6 separate regions of the Homo sapiens genome follow, and all the other regions are linked to region 2. A link is a contact called in ENCODE Hi-C or POLR2A ChIA-PET data. All regions are on one chromosome and are shown on one strand. The core of a region is the stretch at or near the end of the contact, and the rest is flanking DNA. Distances in the headings are between cores, read along the strand shown.

What was found. Hi-C counts contacts between places; a loop is a spot of excess contacts on that map. ChIA-PET counts read pairs that join two places held with the same protein, here RNA polymerase II (POLR2A). Pooled maps may share reads with other maps.
Region 1: a pooled map shows a loop between it and region 2 (2.4-fold over the local background). The contact joins the promoter of ZSCAN26 here to the promoter of H2BC17 in region 2. A Hi-C loop is called at or near these places in 2 of 168 maps with a recorded cell type or tissue (CD8-positive, alpha-beta T cell and naive thymus-derived CD4-positive, alpha-beta T cell), 1 of 37 single-sample maps with no recorded cell type and 12 of 50 pooled maps. POLR2A ChIA-PET finds 5 or more read pairs at or near these places in 15 of 52 experiments (B cell, BJ, CD4-positive, alpha-beta T cell and 11 more).
Region 3: a loop to region 2 is called in a pooled map, with 3 times the contacts of the local background. The contact joins the promoter of ZSCAN12 here to the promoter of H2BC17 in region 2. A Hi-C loop is called at or near these places in 2 of 168 maps with a recorded cell type or tissue (PC-9 and naive thymus-derived CD4-positive, alpha-beta T cell), 2 of 37 single-sample maps with no recorded cell type and 12 of 50 pooled maps. POLR2A ChIA-PET finds 5 or more read pairs at or near these places in 10 of 52 experiments (A673, Caco-2, GM10248 and 7 more).
Region 4: a loop to region 2 is called in a map of psoas muscle, with 3 times the contacts of the local background. The contact joins the promoter of ZKSCAN3 here to the promoter of H2BC17 in region 2. A Hi-C loop is called at or near these places in 32 of 168 maps with a recorded cell type or tissue (B cell, CD4-positive, alpha-beta T cell, CD4-positive, alpha-beta memory T cell and 25 more), 34 of 37 single-sample maps with no recorded cell type and 42 of 50 pooled maps. POLR2A ChIA-PET finds 5 or more read pairs at or near these places in 25 of 52 experiments (A673, AG04450, B cell and 19 more).
Region 5: a map of HCT116 shows a loop between it and region 2 (3-fold over the local background). The contact joins the enhancer-like site here to the promoter of H2BC17 in region 2. A Hi-C loop is called at or near these places in 5 of 168 maps with a recorded cell type or tissue (HCT116, PC-9, chondrocyte and 2 more), 18 of 37 single-sample maps with no recorded cell type and 14 of 50 pooled maps. POLR2A ChIA-PET finds 5 or more read pairs at or near these places in 6 of 52 experiments (B cell, CD4-positive, alpha-beta T cell, HEK293 and 3 more).
Region 6: a map of B cell shows a loop between it and region 2 (3-fold over the local background). The contact joins the promoter of ZNF391 here to the promoter of H2BC17 in region 2. A Hi-C loop is called at or near these places in 4 of 168 maps with a recorded cell type or tissue (B cell, CD4-positive, alpha-beta T cell, ascending aorta and 1 more), 1 of 37 single-sample maps with no recorded cell type and 20 of 50 pooled maps. POLR2A ChIA-PET finds 5 or more read pairs at or near these places in 4 of 52 experiments (CD8-positive, alpha-beta memory T cell, H1, PC-3 and 1 more).

The regions. Positions count from the first base shown.
Region 1 is chr6:28,265,511-28,268,735 of GRCh38, forward strand. ZSCAN26 (zinc finger and SCAN domain containing 26) reads left to right here and starts at 1,633. Exons shown (of 4, transcript NM_001023560.4): 1 at 1,633-1,703. RefSeq lists enhancers at 1,471-1,530, 1,675-2,239.
Region 2 is chr6:27,891,771-27,894,728 of GRCh38, forward strand. It overlaps H2BC17 (H2B clustered histone 17), which reads left to right and starts at 1,655. Exons shown (of 1, transcript NM_003527.4): 1 at 1,655-2,121. The coding sequence starts at 1,693. The coding sequence ends at 2,073. H2AC17 (H2A clustered histone 17) reads right to left here and starts at 1,415. Exons shown (of 1, transcript NM_003514.2): 1 at 929-1,415. The coding sequence starts at 1,379. The coding sequence ends at 987. RefSeq lists enhancers at 541-1,084, 689-738, 1,085-1,628, 1,649-1,888, 2,279-2,418.
Region 3 is chr6:28,398,387-28,401,452 of GRCh38, forward strand. ZSCAN12 (zinc finger and SCAN domain containing 12) reads right to left here and starts at 1,361. Exons shown (of 4, transcript NM_001163391.2): 1 at 1,271-1,361; 2 at 1-87. The coding sequence starts at 19. It overlaps LOC105374998 (a long non-coding RNA gene), which reads left to right and starts at 1,433. Exons shown (of 2, transcript XR_926659.2): 1 at 1,433-1,521. RefSeq lists a silencer at 414-483 and an enhancer at 1,495-1,744.
Region 4 is chr6:28,348,288-28,351,594 of GRCh38, forward strand. ZKSCAN3 (zinc finger with KRAB and SCAN domains 3) reads left to right here and starts at 1,660. Exons shown (of 6, transcript NM_024493.4): 1 at 1,660-1,780. It also overlaps a transcript of ZSCAN31 not described here. RefSeq lists an enhancer at 1,595-1,954.
Region 5 is chr6:27,608,047-27,611,385 of GRCh38, forward strand. No RefSeq gene overlaps it. Among named protein-coding and RNA genes, the nearest start is that of TRL-CAA2-1, 4.0 kb to the left of the region's middle. Within about 2 kb of position 1,390, at least 2 of the 41 ENCODE cell types and tissues checked have a DNase peak (open chromatin) inside an H3K27ac peak, as active enhancers do; they include HCT116, where a contact is called at or near this core.
Region 6 is chr6:27,387,299-27,390,544 of GRCh38, forward strand. ZNF391 (zinc finger protein 391) reads left to right here and starts at 1,461. Exons shown (of 3, transcript NM_001076781.3): 1 at 1,461-1,777.

The DNA of each region.
Region 1 (3,225 bases), core at 383-2,882, 370 kb after region 2:
CCTTATATAATTTTTGAAAAGGTCCTTTTCTAGATATTAAAAAATAAGATATATGAGTTTTCCTCTCAAGAAAGAATATTGACTTCTAATTAGTAACACATATTGACTAGATTTGTTGGCCTTATGAAAAGTTTTAAAGTAAACATATTTAATTTTTACTTTAAAAATATGCTTTCAAAGATACATTCAGACACTTAAGAAGAAAAGATAACTGCTTGTGATAATGAAACTGGTTGTTTTTTTTCTGTTATGATAATTTCAATGCTTGAAACACTGAATAAATTACACGTCAGTACAATGTTTTGTATATTTAATGATATTTCAAAGCTTCTGTCAACTGATCAGTTAAACACAAAAGTTTGTTCAGATTTTTTAAAGGTTTTTTTTTCTTTCTTCCAACTTTTGTTTTAGGTTCAGTGGGTACATGTGCAGGTATGTTACATGAATAAAGTGCATACTGCTGGGGTTTGGTGTACAAATGATTTTGTCACCAAAGTGGTAGCATAGTACCTTATAGGTAACTTTTCAATCTTCACCTTCCTCTCACCCTCCACCCTCAAGAAGTCCTTGTGTCTGTTGTTCCCATTTGTGTTCATGTTTACTGAATGTTTAGCACCCACTTATAAGTAAGAACATGCAGTATTTGGTTTTCTGTTCCTGTGTTAATTGGCTTAGGATAAATGGCCTCCAGCTGCATCCATGTTGCTGCAAAGGACATGATCTCATTCTTTTAGCTGCATGATATTCCATGGTGTTATGTACCACATTTTCTTTTTCCAGTCCACCACTGATGGGCATCTAGGTTGATTCCATGTTTCTGCTATTGTGAAAAGTGCTGTGATGAACATACACATGCATGGTCTTTATGGTAGAACAGTATATTCCTCTGGGTATATACCCAATAATGGAATTGCTGGGTCAAATGAGAGCTCTGTTTTAAGTTCCTTAAGAAATTTCCAAATTGCTTTCCACAGTGGCAGAACTAATTTACATTCCCACTAGCAATGTATAAGCATTCAAAGAGTTTATCTTATTCAAAAACTATAAAAACCCAGTTTGTGATACTGTGGGCAAGAGAGACTATTTCTGTTCTCTGTTGTAGAATTTATTTTGATAAAGTGATATCTGTTGCTTTTATTCCCCCTGAAACTTACATTGATTGCAAAGTGTTGTTGATTTATTTTCTCTCACAGTAATAGCCCTAATTTCTTCTTACCTTAAACCTTTCAATCCAAACGTATGTCCATTGTTTAGTTTAATTTTCGAAATACTTTGACAATTATTTTTGCCATTGTGTTTGATGAATTTCTAAATTGCGAAAAATGGCGAAGTATGTGTGTTTTATTTATGTGAGCAAAGTGAAAATGTTGGCTGTTTGTGATAACACTCAACGGAGCTGGCCTGTTTTTACATGAATAAAATAAACATCCACTTTAAAATGAGAAAACAAAAACAAAAACAGAAACAAAAAAAAAACCCCAACAATCTTAGCTCACAACGAAATGACCCTCCCAGCCGTCCTCAGCAGGCAGCACCCATGTTAGTCTCCTTCTGCGATGCCTAAGCGGCAGCACCATCGAGCCAAGGTCCTCCAGCGTTCCTAGAGCGGAGAAGAAAGCGCTCCGAAGAGCTAGAGCTGACACTCGGCGATGAGCTAAGACGCTGTTTCAGAGCGTTTGGGTCCTCTGAGGCCCCTTGACCAGGTGAGCGGACCCTGGAGCTGGGCCCCGGGCTGGGGCGGAACTGCGGCCTAGGGGCCTAGGGAGCAGCTGCTTCCCGGCGGGTGCAGAGAATCTTCCCTCGACCGAGGGGGCGGGGTCCGTAGCGGAGGTGTCGGCCCTGGGGCCTATGAGAGTGATGAAGCTGTGGATCTGGTAAACAGAGTACAACCTTCTGCTGCATATTTTTCATCCATTCAGCGCAATTTTAAGTAGATATTAAAGGTAGGCGCCACCGAGAAGGTAATATTTGAGCAGAAATCTGAAGGAGGTGGGTGGAAAGACCTAAGTGGCTTTTGCGGTCAGGAACTTTCTAGGTAGAGGGAATAGCAAGTGCAAAGGTCTTAAAGCAGGAGCTTGCTTGGCATATTTGAGGAATAACGGGGAGACCAGAGCGGTTGGAGCAGTGAACAAAGGCGACCTTTGTAGGGAATGATGTCAGAGAGATTGGGGTATGGAGAGGAAGAGTGTAGAGGAAATGAGAACTGTATCGTGTAAGGAATTTTGTCTTTTTTTGGTGTGTGTTTTTGGAGGATTTTGAGCAGAAGAAAACATGATCTGACTTATGTTTTAAAGCTTCTTTACTTGGAGACTCATGATGATAATAGATTGTAAGTGGGCAAGAATGGAATCAAGAAAACTTAAAAGTTAAGAGTAATTTTTTAAAATTCCAAGTAATTCAGGTGGGAGATAAGGATATCTTGAGCCAGTGATCAGATTATGATCTGCTTTGAAAATAGAGACAATAATATTTGCTACTGGGTCAGATGTAGGGTGTGACAGTAAGAAGGCAAATATAAATCCAAGGTTTTGGGCCTGTGGGTGCAAGAGATACTGGAGAAAAGATCTGAGGTTTAGCTTTGGTACCTCGTGTAAGTTCTTCAACTCTCCCCGTCTCAATTTCCTTCTCTGCACGAAGAAATTAGGAATAGTGTCTTCTTTATAGGGTTGTGTGAGGGTTAAATAATTAATATATGTGAAACATGTAGTATAGTTGTCCTGGCTCATTGTTTTATTATGCTGAGACATGAAGTGTGAGTGGGCATTAACAAGAAGAAAATTGGAGGGTTGGAGGGTGGTCCAAGCAGAAGGAATAAGCTGTGGAAGGGCCAAGGAGCAAGAAGGAGTATTGCAAATTTGATGAAATAAAGTACTTTATTAGATCAAAAAACAATGTAAACCATATTAAATGTTTTGAACTTGATCCTAAGGGTAATAATCAGCCATTATATGTAACAGGCATAGCAGGGACATAATAATATTTCATATCCTCCTTAGAATGATCACTGTTTGCGTGTGGAAAATAGATTGGTGTCTCAGACCAGTCTGTTTGTCACAGTGGTCTAGGTAGGAGAAGACAATGGCAAAGGGGATGAGAAGTGGATTGATTTGAGAGATATTTAAGCAATAGAATCAATAGAACTTGATTGATCAGATACATGAGATATGAAAGGAGGAAGGAATGGTCAGTTTTCTGGCTCAAATAGCTGGGTAGATGGAGCTCCTC
Region 2 (2,958 bases), core at 405-2,904:
ATTAGGATGGAGATTTTAGTTGATCAAAGAACTACCAGGTTCTGGTATTGATAAAGACCCATAAAGACAACAAAAAGGTTAGTTTAACATTTATTATATTCACAGGAGCAAATGATCACCAGAAATACTTTTGTTTGGGTTTTGTTTTTCTTTTTTTGAGACGGGGTCTCGCTTTGTCACCCAGGCTGGAGTGCAGTGGCGAGGTCATGGCTCACTGAAATCTCAAATTCCTGGGACTCAAGTGTTCCTTCTGCTGTCAGTCCGCCAAATACAGGCGAGGGCCTCGCGCCTGGTATTTTTTTTCTTTCTTTTTTTTAGATGGAGTCTCGCTCTGTCGCCCAGGCTGGAGTGCAGTGGCGTGATCTCGGCTCACTGCAACCTCTGCCTCCTGGGTTCAAGCGATTCTCCTGCCTGTCTCCTTAGTAGCGCTCGCCACCACGCCCGGCTAATTTTTGTGTTTTTAGTAGGGACAGGGTTTCACCATGTTTGCCTGGGTGGTCTCGATCTCTTGACCTTGTGATACACCCTCCTCGGCCTCCCAAAGTGCTGGGATTACAGGCGTGAGCCACCGCGCCCAGTCATTTTTTTTTTAAGAGGCAGGGGTCTCGTTATCAGGGTGGTCTCGAACTCCAGGTCCCTAGAGATTTCTCCCCTCCCCACCCACCTGCCTCAGTTTCCCAAAATGCTAAGGACGCATAAACCACCGCGCCCGGCCCCAAGTTTTTTAAAGACCCAGGACAGTTTGTGGGGAGGGGACAATTAAGGAGGTTCCTTCATGTTATAAGGTAGCAGTTGGATAGTATTTACTAGGCCTGATTCAATACTTTTATTTTACCCAATAGGAAAGTAATGGCCTCAGTGCTTGAACTCGGCCACAAATTTCTGATAGGTTTGGAGAACAGAGTGCTCAGTTCTTCCGTAGAAATGGTGGGTGGCTCTGAAAAGAGCCTTTTGTCTTGTAAGTTTACATTTTTAAAGTTCAGCCCTTACTTGCCCTTAGCTTTGTGGTGGCTCTCAGTCTTCTTGGGGAGCAGTACGGCCTGGATGTTAGGCAGAACACCGCCCTGAGCGATGGTAACTTTACCAAGCAGCTTGTTGAGCTCCTCGTCGTTGCGGATGGCCAGCTGCAAGTGGCGCGGGATGATGCGGGTCTTTTTGTTGTCGCGGGCTGCGTTGCCCGCCAGCTCCAGGATCTCGGCAGTTAGGTACTCCAGCACCGCCGCCAGGTAAACCGGCGCGCCGGCCCCGACCCGCTCAGCGTAGTTGCCCTTGCGGAGCAGGCGGTGCACTCGTCCTACAGGAAATTGGAGCCCAGCTCTAGAGGAGCGGGTTTTGGCCTTGGCGCGAGCCTTGCCGCCCTGCTTGCCACGTCCAGACATGGTAAAACGACCTGTGGCCTAAGTCAGAAAGTGAGTGAAAGGAACCTACAGGGACGCGCATTTTATAGCAGCTGCTGGGCGCGAAAAAGAAGCTGGGCCATTGGCTAAGCTTGCAGCTTCCTCTTAATGCAAATGAGCTTTCTGAATATACGTGTTTTGATTGGACTATATTGATATTAACGTCATCTGAGTAACTTCCAATCAGACAGAAGAATTTCTCAATCTCATCTGCATATAGACTTGTAAATAAATAGGGCATAACCCAGCTTGTCCTCATTCTTGTTATTTGAGTGCTCTTTCACTCTCCTCCGCCATGCCCGACCCGGCTAAATCTGCTCCTGCCCCCAAAAAGGGCTCCAAGAAAGCCGTAACCAAGGCCCAGAAAAAGGACGGCAAGAAGCGCAAGCGCAGCCGCAAAGAGAGTTACTCTATCTACGTGTACAAGGTGCTGAAGCAAGTCCACCCCGACACCGGCATCTCATCGAAGGCCATGGGCATCATGAACTCCTTCGTCAATGACATCTTTGAGCGCATCGCTGGCGAGGCTTCCCGCCTGGCGCATTACAACAAGCGCTCGACCATCACCTCCAGGGAGATCCAGACGGCCGTGCGCCTGCTGCTGCCCGGGGAGCTGGCCAAGCACGCCGTGTCCGAGGGCACAAAGGCCGTCACCAAGTACACCAGCTCCAAGTGAGCTCTCGCAGCTGCCAGCAATCCAAAGGCTCTTTTCAGAGCCACTCACGCTTCCAGAGAAAGAGCCTGTGCATTTTGCTTGTAGTCTTTTGGGTGGACTCCGGCCGGCCTCCATTAGGAGGGAAGACGGCGGGAAAAGGTAAGCTAAGCTCCCTAGGCTTTTTGCGTGTGAGTATAGACGCTCCATCAGACAAATTTAGCTTGGGTTCTTAGATACCCTTGGGGAAAAAGGCTTGCAGTTGTGCTTTAAGCTATAATTACAAGTTTGCTTTCGGTTTTCGGTTACTCTTTCCTTTTGTGTTGTTTTTTTTTTTTTTTTTTAAATGGAGTCTTGGCTCTGTCGCCCAGGATAGAGTGCAGTGCCGCGATCTCGGCTCACTGTAAGCTCCGTCTCCCGGGTTCAACCAATTCTGCTTCGGCCTCCTAAGTAGCTGGGATTACAGGCGCCCGCCACCGTGCCCGACTAATTATTGCATTTTTAGTAGAGACGGAGTTTTACCGTCTTGACCAGGCTAGTCTCGAACTCCTGACTTCGTGATCCACCCATCTCGGCCTCCCAAAATGTTGGGATATCAGGCGTGAGCCATCGCGCGCGGCCGGGTTATTCTTTCAGTGCCTGTAACGTCCCCCTTCTTTGATTGGTCAACGCTCTATTTGAAAAGCCCGCCAAGGGCTGCAATTTGCCAGATAGTCTCATCCGGGTTGTTTTTCGAAGAGGTTCTCCCGGAATGGAAATGACCGTTATCTGCAGGAGTGCATCGGACTCTGGCGCCAAGAGCTGGAAGCTGTGAATTAACCGTCCCTCTTACTGCAGTTGTACGGATCCTGGGTGACATTGACTTACCGGTGTCCATTTTCCATACACTTTAGAGAATAGGCATCTCGT
Region 3 (3,066 bases), core at 111-2,610, 510 kb after region 2:
TAGCCCAAGTAGATGCCATTTTAGCTGTGCTAGAACTACCGGTGTTTCAAGTAAGATCTCACCTGGAAACTGTATTCCTGGACAGTCCTGAAGAATAAGCCATCATTATTAATACAAACTCCACCATAAAGTAAAACTGCAAATTCTGAGAACTTAACTATGACCTTTGAAATCTGACCTCCGGATTAATGTACAATACTTACTCAGAAAAATACTCTGATAGAAAAGACTTAAGATTAGACCGATTTAGGCCGGGCACAGTGGCTCACGCCTGTAATCCCAGCACTTTGGGAGGCCGAGTCGGGCGGATCACGAGGTCAGGAGATCGAGACCATCCTGGCTAACATGGTGAAACCCCGTCTCTACTAAAAATACAAAAAAAAAAAAAAAAAAAAAATTAGCCGGGCGTGACGGCGGGCGCCTGTAGTCCCAGCTACTCAGGAGGCTGAGGCAGGGGAATGGCGTGAACCCGGGAGGCGGAGCTTGCAGTGAGCCGAGATCGCGCCACTGCACTCCAGCCTGGGCGACAGAGCGAGACTCCGTCTCAAAAAAAAAAAAAAAGATTAGACTAATTTAAAGAGAAAGACTGAGGAAAGGTGCCAAGTTGTTTCAGGACTTAAGAGTAAGACTTGTTGGTAAACTTATTCTCATTTGGTCCTAAATGAAAGACAAATGGAATAAAACTAACATTTAGATCAAGTAAATAATAATAACAAAAGGTTAGGACATCCTTGATTAGTTACTTTTATCTTTTGAATGTCCAGATGTCTGGTGGAAACCATGAAATCACAAAAGCTACAGTCATGTAAATTTATTTCTTCAGGGACTTAATCTTTCTGCTCCTCATTCTTCATTTATAAAGTGAGAAGGCTGAAGAGGTTACTCTTTAAGGCTTCCCTCTAACCTCGTGGTCTGTGATTATAATCTGAAGTGAGGAAGGCCCAGGAAAGGGTCCCTAGGACGCCGGCGAGCGTCTGTGACCCACCACTGTCCAGAAATGTCGGTAAGCGCTGAACCCAAGGATACACAGCCCGAAGCAAACGCGGAAGGTATGGGCCTTACAGCCTGGAATTGCTGCAGAGACTGGGAGCCAAACCCTCATCCTAATGTCCCAACGCACTTTGGGGAGGGAGAGCTTCCCGCGGATCCGCCTGGGTTTGGGAGGACCGGGGTCCACTCTGCACCGGCCAGGGCCTGAGGGGCCCAGCAGCTGGAATACAGCAATCTCCCGCCCACCTGCTCGCAGCGTACAGAGCACAACATCGCTCACCTGCGGCCCCCAGGGCCAGAAGAGAACTCCCTCCTACGGAGCGAAGGCAAGAGGCCTCGAACCCTTTTGGGACCCGGAACCCATCAAAAGTGACCCACAAAGGCCGGAAGCGGCCACGGGGGGTCTAAGAACCAGCCCGCGCGGGGCGCACTTCCGCGGCCGCTCTAGGAAGGGAGCGAAAGGGGCTTTCAACTCGGTAGTGTTTCCGCGCGTCTACGTGAGAGGAAGGTTGATGGCTTTCAGGCCCGCTGGTAAATGGAACGGGTTTATCTTCTCCTCTTCTTTACCCAGCCATTGTCCACACTTCCCCCGACCCGATGGGTGGTCGAGGCTTGTAGAACTGATCTTAAGACAGGGAAATCCCTTGCGTCTCCATTCACTTTGGGATTCTGTGTCTCTGAGGTTAGAGATGCCTCAAAGGGATGTTCTCCGGGGGACCTTCCCAAATCCGCGCTTAGCGGTGGCGAAGGGACTTCTTCCACACAGACTTCTCAAGGGCCAGCCGGCTGGTTTCTGCCGGCTCTTTCGCCATCCACGATTCTTTTGATGTTCTCTTTTATGTGCTGATGTATGATTATATGTCAGAAAACCCGGTTCAATGGAAAAACTATAAAAAAAGGATAATTTAGTAAAATAGCAAGATATAAAGTTAACACACTAAAATCAACGACCTTCATATATGTGAATAATCAATGATAACGAGTTACGAGATATAATGGAAGAGAAGACCATATTTACAAGAGCAGCAAAAAAGTGAAACTAGGAATAAACTTAACAAGAAATGAACAAAACTTCTATGGGGAAAGCTTTAAAACATTCCTAAAAGGCCAAGTATACATTTAAACAAACAGAAAGCGATATGAGGTTCTTGGAAAGACTCAAAGAGGTCAGTCCTCCCTAAATACGTATGCAACTGTAGTATTCCAACAAAAATATCAACAAATATTGTTCTGGAATTAGATAAACTGATTATAAAATTCATGTGGGGAAATAAGAATAGCCAGGAAACCCATGAAAAAGAAAAATGGTGAGGGTCAACCTTATCAGATACTGGAACATACCCATATAATTTTAGTGTATTAACAGAGAGAAAGAATAGACCAGAAATGGATCCAGGTATGTAAGGATATTGAGTAAATGATGAAGGTGACACCACATATCAACAGGGAAATGAAGAACTTAGAAGTTGTGCTGGGATGATAACCGTTTGGCAAAGGTAAAACTGGATTTGTATTTCCCACCACACATCACAATAGAGATAAATTCTAAATGGATCTGAGATCTAAATATAAAAAATCCACCTATACATGTATTAGAAGAAAACATGAATAATAATTCTAACACGTGGGAATAGGGAAACATTATCTAACCATATGACTCAAAATCTAAAACCCATAAAAATAATAAATCTGGCTACATGAAAATAAAATGTATTGCTTGTCAAAAAAAAATAAGGAAAGAAAAAGGCTTGCAACATATCACAGGCAAGGGCTAGTTTTCCAAATACCTAAAGAGCTCCTAAAAGTTGAGAATAACCAATAACCCAATAGAGAAAATGGCCAAAAGAAATAAATAGTTGACAGAATAAGAAATGCTAGCAGCCCTCAAACATCTGTAAATATGTTCAACTTCACTCAAAATATGAACATACAAATTAAAAACTATGCTGACTGAGGCACCGTTAGTCATCAGATTGGCAATGGTACAAAAGTTTGACAGCATGCTCTACTCATGAGGAAGGAGAAACTCTTAACATTCTAGTGGGAATGCAAAATGGTACAACCCATAGGTATGAA
Region 4 (3,307 bases), core at 410-2,909, 460 kb after region 2:
TGTTTTACTTGAGCTCATAAAAAAATGATTCTATAGAAGCAAACTTGTGAATAGAAAAAAGAGCAATTATTCTAAATTTTCTTTTAAAAGTCTGAAAGTTAGCTGACTGGAATTGATTTTTTGTGCAACATATAAAGTAGAAACCCAATTTTATTTCATTTTTCCATTTAGATATCCAAATATTACAGTACTATTTGTCAAGTAGCTCCTTTATTCCTCACTGATTTGTAATGCAATTTCCACCATATATCAAGCATCCACACATACATGTTTGTTGCTCAGTCCTCAGTTCTGTTTCATTGGTCTATTTGTCTGTAGTTGTGCCAATACTATATTGTCTTAGCTGCTATAATTTTATAATAAATTATATAGGGCAAGTTTCTGCAGCTCCTTCATTTGTTTTAAAAATGTCTCGGATTCGTGACTCTTTCATTATTCCATATACATTTAAAATCAACTAGTCAAGTTCCACTGAGCACAATTGGAATCTTGATTTGCTTTGTACTGGATTTGTGTATCAATTTAGGAAGGAATGATATCTTTATGATATTGAGTTCTCATATATATAGGTGTATATACATGTCTCATATACAGGTGTATACACATGTCTTATATACATAGGTGTATATACATGTCTTATACATAGGTGTATATACATGTCTCATATACATAGGTGTATATACATGTCTCATATACATAGGTGTATATACATGTCTCATATACATAGGTGTATATACATGTCTCATATACATAGGTGTATATACATGTCTCATATACATAGGTGTATATACATGTCTCATATACATAGGTGTATATACATGTCTCATATACATAGGTGTATATATATGTCTCATATATAGGTGTATATATATGTCTCATATATATAGGTGTATATATATGTCTCATATATATAGGTGTATATATATGTCTCATATATATAGGTGTATATATATGTCTCATATATATAGGTATATATTTCAACTACTTATCCCTAATGAATAAAGTTACTAATGTTTCCATTCAGGTATCTTTTGTAAGTATTTGCTTCTGTGATAGATGTCTTTTAAAAATTCTATTTTTATAATTTTGATGGAGAATGTGATTGTGAACATGAATTTTAAAAAGTCCAGCCAACTTGCTAAACTCTCTTATTAATCATCATAATTTGAGTGTTAGATTATCTTGGATTTTTTATGTAAACCACGCAGCATGTTCCTTAAAATTTATGTATTTAGAATTCATATTCTAATTAGGCAATGCAATCAACTCTAAAATTAAAAGTACATTTAAAACATGCACCCTAACACTTTCCTTCTCACTCTTGTCCCCGTTTTCACTCAGTTTCTGACCGTTCACCTCTCGTAGGTAACCACCATTATTAATTTTCCGATTTTTCCAGGGCTTCTTTGTGCCACACACGCACACATAATTTAGATTCTTTTTACTCTCTTCTATTCGCAAATATAGCAAATTATGAAAATAATTCTGCACCTTGCCTTTCTCCCTTAGTTATAGCTGGAAAAATAAAAATTTAAAAGCCTCTTTAATAGCAAAAGGGGAGGGGACACAAGGTGCCGAGCTAGCAAACGACAGAGTCTGTCAGGGAGGTGGCTAGAGAGGCCCGGAAGTGGCTTCTGTGCCCCGCCCTGCGGGTGGTTTGCTAGTTTCAAGCACTTTGTGAGTATGGGGTGAATCGGCGTCGGCCTTCCACTGTGGGGTTAAATCTCATCCCGCGGCTCTCCTCCTGTCGGTCCTGCAGTTCTTTTGTCCCCGGGTAGAGGTGCGTTTGCAGGAGTATGTGTGTGTGTGTGTGTGTGTGTGTGTTTGTGGAGAGAGGCCCTTCCCTCCCCAGTTCCTGCAGCCTCGGCTCCCAAGGAGGGAGACCCCTGCGAGAAGCCGTGGGGGAGGGAAGGGCGCTCTGCGGCGGAATGAAGTGGTCCTCGGCGTTCCTGCGTAGAGCCCAATATGGGTGTCCCTTGTTTAGGGCCGTTACCGAGTGTCCGGGTCGGTTCTTGAGGGTATTTGGAGACGGGATGCATGGGTCACATAGACAAGCCTCGAGAATGGGAGCCGTTACATTTTTGCACTGCCTGGTAACAAGGTCAGTTTCAAGGTCTTTAAATTATTCTGTGGTACTGGCCAAGAGCCAGAACGTTGGAGTCAGATTACCTGGTTCAAATCCTGCCTCTGCCACTTACTGGCTGTGTGACTTTTCACTAGTTCCTAAGCTCTCTCTCTGCCTCATTTTACTATTTTGTAAAATGGGGATAATATTCCCTAACTCACTGGGTTGTTGTGAGGATTGAATGCATTCGTATGGGTAAGGTGCAGAGTAAGCATGATTTAAAGATTTGCTTTTATTAGTGGTACTATTATTATTTATAACTATGATGACACATTAGTGACTGGCTTTTGTACGGTTGCTTTCAATTTTACTGTCATTCATCAATTCACTTTGTAATGGATGATTTCTATATTTTAGGAGGGAAAAATAAGATACTCTGAAAAAGAGCCTATCCCAAAGCAAAGACCAAAACTGGTTTGTGTTGGACGTTGTGATACTCAAACTCTCAAAGGCTTTAAGACTCGGGGGTACCTTTTCCTTGGCTGGAGATTAGGAGGAACAATAGAAGTTTTTAATAGTGAAAAAGGACTAGGACCCCTGGTTTTTGCAAAAATCTGATGTCCTGCTTAGTGCTGGAGATCCACCAGTTTTCGAGCTTCCAGGAACGCCCTAGCCTGAAACTGGCTTCATACTAACACCCTTCATTTCAACCCAACTTTTACAGGGTTAGCTCTTTCATAGACTTGTAACTCTTTTCTGTTAATGAGAAACTTTCCTTTCCTTATCTTCAGTATATTTACTGATTTGATAAATACTTTGTGTTGGCAACCAATTTCCCAATCTTGTGCCTTCCCACTGTGATCAGTTTGGCTCAGATCCAAGTAGGGGCCAGGTAGTGAAACCTAAATGGAGTTTGTGGAATAAATGATATAAATGTATCAGTGTTGTTTTCCTGCCATAGACTTCCTCCCTTCCCCACCGTGGACACCCTCCTCATTCCACTTGGGCTCCAGATTCACTCTGGGTTGGGCTGTGGCTCTCTCTCGCCTTCCTTGACCCTACCTTAATGCTTTTTGGCTGTATTATTCAGGAAGGAAAGAAGTTAGGACATTGTTTAATTTTCTAAAATTTTGGAGAGAAATTTAAACACATTTAATTGTAGAGAGAATGTTACAATGAACACCAATATAACCATGACTCAGCTTCAGCCATCATCTTTTGGTCATTTTCTTTCATTCTTCT
Region 5 (3,339 bases), core at 140-2,639, 280 kb before region 2:
TCTTTACAAGTTAGGAAGAAATTGAATCTGAAGTGATAGGGGCTTCTGAGTGGTTAGGGTTCAGCCATAAAAAAATACTTGAGACAGACGGTATTTTCCAAAGATGGCCACACCAACATATCTCATCACACGTTGTCTTATTTTAATACAATTTTGACACATTTCCTTGAGGGGTGGGGGTCTACATTCCCTTCCCTTGAATCTGGATAGGCCTGTAACCATGATGGAAGTGATACACCAAGACTTCCAATGTTAGGTCATAAAACGTGGTAGAGGCTTCCACCAGCTTTCTCTCAAGACATCTGCCCTCAGAACTCAGTCATGGCGCTCTGAGAAGGCCTAAACTAGGACATAGGAGCAGAACACATGGAGAAAAATTAAGGCCTCCGGTCCATAGCCAGCAGCAACTGCCAGGCATGTGAGTGAATGATTCTTCAGATTATTTCTAGCCACCAGCTTCCCTCCATTTTTTGGGACAGGGTCTTGCTCTGTCACCGAGGCTGGAGTGCAATGGTATGCACATGGCTCAGTGCAGCCTCACCCTCCTGGGCTCAAGCAGTTCTCCCACCTTAGTCTCCTGAGTAGCTGGAACTACAGGCATGCACCACCATGCCCAGCTAATTTTTAAAAAATTTTTGAAGAGATGGGGTTTTGCCATGTTGGCCAGGCTGGTCTTGAATTCTGGGCTTAAAGGATCCTTCCACCTTGGCCTCCCAAAGTGCTGGGATTACAAGTGTGAGCCACCATGCCCAGCCTTCAGCAACCAGCCTTATAGTCTTCCAGTTGAGTCCTAAGAAATCATGGAGCAGAGACAAGCTGTCCCCACTGTTTTCTGCTCACATTCCTGACCAACACATCTGTGAGAGAGAATAAATGATAATTGTTGTTTAAGTTAAGCCATTGCATTTTAGTATGATTTGTTATGTAACAATAGTTAGGTATGTATCAGTCTTGGTGCAATCAGGAGAGAGAAATTACACAGTTATTTGAACATAGAAGTGACCTCACCTGGGGCTGAAACAAAGCACTAAAAGAAGTGCCCTCTACCTCTCACCCCACCCCTGGCTAAGATCCAGACCTTGTTGGGGAGAGCATGGCTGTGACTCACGGAATAGCAGAGAAATGCTCATGGTGCTATGCCAGCAGAATTTGCTTGAAATCTGTCCTCTGGAATTTTTTGGAAATTAATCTTCAAGGGTTTCTTGAAAAGCTCTTCGTGGAGAGGTCTCTCACTGAGGGCACTCTACTACAAAACACTCAAAGAAGATGCCAGGGAAAATTAGTTGTTGCTGGGTGCTGCAGGAGACTGATGCAGGGGAAAGGCATGCGTGATGTAGGAGCTAGGCACTGGGGAAGCAGCAGGCCAAGTAATACATGGGAAGAAAGAAGCAAAACTCACTTTCTTCCGCAATGTCTCTCCACTGCCCTCTACTGACAAAGCTTCAATGCCAATTGGCAAAAGAAAACCAAGGACTCAAGATTCATTTCCACGAAGCAGGCAAAAAGGGTGAATTTGGAGCTGAGAGGCAATAAATCCTGAATGGGTACAAGCAAATGCAGATTTTCTTACTTAAAAATGGGATACTGCCATAATTAATAAATTCTGAACCATGTGACTTTGGGACTTGACAGCAAGTGGAAACTGAAAAGACCTTGAGGAGAATATGAGTAAAAACACCTGAAGACAACTGCTGCCTGTCACTAAGTCCCAAAGTCAGTGATGCTTAATGGAGAGTGTGGAAAATGTTACTAGAAGCTGGAAGAAACCGGACTTTTGTTATCTAGAGACAGAAAGTTTAGCAACACTGTTGTGAAAATGTGGAAAGTAGGCCGGACGCGGTGGCTCACACCTGTAATCCCAGCACTTTTGGAGGCCTAGGTGGGTGGATCACCTAAGGTCAGGAGTTTGAGACCAGCCTGGTTAACATGGTGAAACCCCGTCTCTACTAAAAATACAAAATTAGCTGGGTGTGGTGTCACATGCCTGTAATCCCAGCTACTCAGGAGGCTGAGGCAGGAGAATCGCTTGAACCTGATGGGGGTGAGGAGCGAGGTTGCAGTGAGCCAAGATCACACCATTGCACTCCAGCCTGGGCAACAAGAGTGAAACTCTGTCTCAAAAAAAGAAAAGAAAAGAAAGAAAATGTGGAAAGTAGAAAATATACCTAATGAATTTGAAAGAAAGAAAGAGTGGAAAGTAGAAAATATACCTAATGAATTAAAGAAAGAAAGAAAGAAAGAAAAAAGAAAAGAAAGAAAGAAAGAAAGAAAGAAAGAAAGAAAGAAAGAAAGAAAGAAAGAAAGAAAGAAAGAAAAAGAAAAAAGAAAGAAAGAGGCTGGGAGCTGTGGCTCACGCCTGTAGTCCCAGCACTTTGGGAGGTCAAAGTGGGCAGATCACGAGGTCAGGAGATCGAGACCATCCTGGCTAACATGGTGAAACCCCGTCTGTACTAAAAATACAAAAAAAAATTAGCCTGGCATGGTGGCGGGCACCTGTAGTCCCCGCTACTTGGGAGGCTGAGGCAGGAGAATGGCATGAACCCGGGAGGTGAAGCTTGCAGTGAGCCGAGATCAAGCCACTGCACTCCAGCCTAGGTGACAGAGTGAGACTCCATATCAAAAAAAAAAAAAAAAAAAAAGAAAGAAAGAAAGAAAATGTGGAAAGTAGAAAATATACCTAACGATTTTGCTTATTTAGCTAAGGTTATTTCCAGGCAATATATTGAAGATGCCACCTGGCTTTTTCTAGCTGCCTATAGTAAAATAAGAGAGCAGGGAGATAAACTAAAGAAAGAATACTTTAGGACTTGTTGGATATTCAAAAATAAAACTGCTTCTCATTACCAGCCTGTCAAGATGACAGATAATGCTGTAATTAAGAAAAGGCTTTGATTCTGCTGAGAGAAAGAGAGAAGAAAAGAAAAGGCTTCTGCCACGGCACATTAGCTGGAAAAAAAAAAAAAGTCTTCTAGGAAAACATCAGACCCAAGGCATTGTCAGCAAAACATGGTCTAAAGATGAAGCCAAGGGCATGACTTTATTGCTCTATTCTTTTGTTCTGTACCTTTCATTCTGTATGCACTGATAACTTTGAGTTCTTTGTTGTTCTTCTGGAGGATGATTAGAACTTCCATGTCTTTCCATATGTTTGTTGTTTATGTGATATAAGTGTGAGGAGTCGGAACCAACTACAGACTGCTTGGGCTAACAATTTTTCTCTATTCTGTACAAGTTGCCCCTTACATGCAAGCATGGCCTGGAGTGGGGTGGGATATAAATTTGGGGTTTAGATATCTACAGAAAGCAGAGAGCTAGGCATACTTTCCTCCACCATAATCA
Region 6 (3,246 bases), core at 211-2,710, 500 kb before region 2:
TCCTCTAGAAAGCTGATTGCAGAGTTACCATATGATATAGCAATTCAATGCCTAGGTGTATACCCAAAGAATTGAAAACAGTGACTCAGATACTTGTACACCAATGTTCACAGCAGCATTATTCACAATGGCCAAAAGGCAGGAACCACCCAAGTGTTCAACAAGAGATTAATGGATAAACAAAATATTATGTATGTATATTTATACACTGTTTGTGTATAAACACACACATATACACGAAGGAATATTATTTAGCCATTAAAAGGCATGAAGGATACATGCTGCAGTATGAATGAACCTTGAAAACTTTATGCTAATTAAAAATAATCCAGACATAAATAGACAAATATTGTATTATTTTACTTATATGGCATATCTAGAACAGGCAAATTCATAGAAACATAGTGTAAAATAAAGGTTACCAGGGACTGTGGGGAGCAGGGAATAGAGACTGCTCAATGGGCATCTTTAGGGATGACGAAAATGTTCTAGAATTAGATAGTGACGGTGCTGTTGTGAATACGCTAAAAACTTTACTGTATGACTTTAAAATGGTAACTTTAATGTTGTGCATAGTTTACCACAGTTTGAAAGTGTTTTTAATTTTTAAAAATAGGAAATGATAAAATTAGACTTTATCTAATTCTTTCCAGCTTTATAATTTGGATCCTGCTCCTTTGTACTTCATGGCTCATGCTTTATACTTACTTGATGTTTCTATGGTACTTGTGCACAGCTGTCATGTATCAGACCTGCAGTTTTGCACATGCTTTCCACTCTTCTAGTTCCTCAACTATTTGTAAGGTTGCCCTCCTTTATGTTTTCCATTAAATCTTCCATTAGTCAAACCACTCCAGTGTCCCTCGTTCCATAAGTTTCCCCTGCTCTGAACTCCCAGGGCACATTGTGCAACTTCATTACCTTATATTAAAATTATCTGGAATTTTAAAAAATCTACTAGATTAGGGTAGTGTCCTGATTTTATTCATTTTTTTCTTTTGGTGAAATTTGAGACATGTCTTGCATTTAACAGTATTTAAGCAACTAGATTGTGCAACGGAGCCAGTTTCTCCAGACAGGCTGGAGAGACCACTTGCATCAGAATCATCTGGGGTGCCCCTTGAAAATGCAATGTTCCGGGCCAACGAGTCAATCTCGGAGTGTAAATCTTGTGAAGCTGTATTTTAACAAGCTCACTTGGTGATTTATTTGTGTACGCTATTTAAAACTCTGTGAACCACCGGTCTAGGCTATACTTTGCAGTGTATTAAGGTGGTCTTCGGCACCTCTCGCAGACCCCCTTCCTCTTGCCTCTAGCGCCAACCTCTCAGCCTCTCGCATACCAGGGGAGGGGCTTTGCAAAACCTTCCACGAAAGTGAATCCCAGCACAGCCCTGCTGTAGCTGGCTCTCAGGCGCAAGCGCAGAGCTGCGACCGCTGCTGATACGTTGCTCAGTCTCAGTGTGGTCTCTGTTTTGCAACTGGTCGTCCGCGTCAGGAGACTTAGGTCCAGGCGACTGCCCAGACAATGACTGGTCCCGCATACCGAGCAGAGCATGATCAGCAGCAGTCTGAGTGGAAGAGTGCCTGTGATCTTAGGGAACCTGATGGGCGTTGGAGCAGCGGTTCGACGCATGGGTTTCTCTTTAATCCTTCCGACTTCCCCAAGCCCAGCGCACTCAGGTTCCGCTCCAAGTGCGGGACCCGCCCGGGGTGTGTCGGGGGTACTCGGCCGGAGGCGGCCGGTGAGTGAGGCTTACAGGGCCCCGGGACCAAGGTGGGTGCTCTTAGAGGTTCTGGAAAGCGGAAACACGGGTTCTTCGAAGGAAACGGGCGAAAGGGTCGCGTGTGGTTTGGCTGCAGGTCGGGTCAGGAGGCACCTCCACGGTTGGGACGCCGCGTGGCGTGGGGTCATGAAGCCCCCAGCGCTCGTCTCACTGGCGGGCCAGCCTAGTCCCTCTGCGGCAGTGACAGCCAGTGGTTTTCCCCGGGTGTATCCCTGGGAGATGAAAAAGAGCAGGGTTGCTCCCTGCTTCCCCTCTAGCTGGGCGAGGGAGGTCTTCGGTACTGGGGTGTTTCCCAGGTGCTTACTGAGTGCAGGCACTGCTCCAAGAGTTTTTACCTGCATTAACTCATTTAATCCTTGCATCAACCCTATGAAGTAATGTACTATTATTATGCCCATGTTACAGATAAGGAAATTGAGGCACACAGAGATGAAGTACTTGCTTGGCCGGGCGCAGTGGCTCACGCCTGTAATCCCAGCACTTTGGGAGGCCAAGGCGGGCGGATCACCTGAGGTCGAGACCAGCCTGGCCAATACGGTGAAACCCGTTCTCTACTAAAAATACAAAAATTAGGTGGGAGTGGTGGCGCGCGCCTGTAATCCCTGCTACTCGGGAGGCTGAGGCAGGAGAATCACTTGTACCCGGGAGGCAGAGGTTGGAGCGAGCAGAGACCACGCCACTGCACTCCAGCGTAGGCAACAAGAGTGAAACTCCGCGCCCCTCCCCCCCAAAAAAGAGAAGTACTTGCTTGAGTGCCAGTCCTTAGTTTATGTTTCTGATGATGAAGGTTGGTACTTGAATAAAGTAGTTGTTAATTATTTGTTGTGGGTGTATTGACAGTTACTGTGGATCATTGAGTTTGTGCTTTATGTGTGAGTTTGTGCTTTGAGCCAATATCTGGGAACATTGTTACCTGAAGATCACCTTTGGTAGGACAAGATTTTCTCTATTCTGTGATTAAACTGAGGCTGCCCAGGCAGTTCTGCTGATTGCTTTGTGGATTGGCAAAGGCTCCAGGAAGCAATCAACCTAGTGCCACAAAACAAAGCACCCAGAGAAGCCCTATTCCTGACCCTTCAAAACCTTCTTCCTTCTGAAGGGGGTAGAAAATAAAGGAGAATTATCCCTGGATCAGGAATTGATTATAGGAGAGACAAGCAATGTCAAAAGAATTTTAGATAATTAGGGTAACTGTGGTGGCCAGCGCTGTTAGTGCTAAAAAGTTTGAGTCACATAAAGGAATAGCAAACCACCAGGTTGGCTAGGGCTGCAGCATGTTGTGACCACTTAAGAGAATAATGATTTTGTAGGGATACAGTATCCAGAGAGCAGTAAGGTGACTCAAATAATGAAAGTATGAGGAAGAAAGGAGAAAAGGAGAGGCAACTTTCCACATTATGGTGGAGGAATCCCTTGGATGGACTCTGGATAAAGGTATAGCCCTAACCTCCTAGCATCT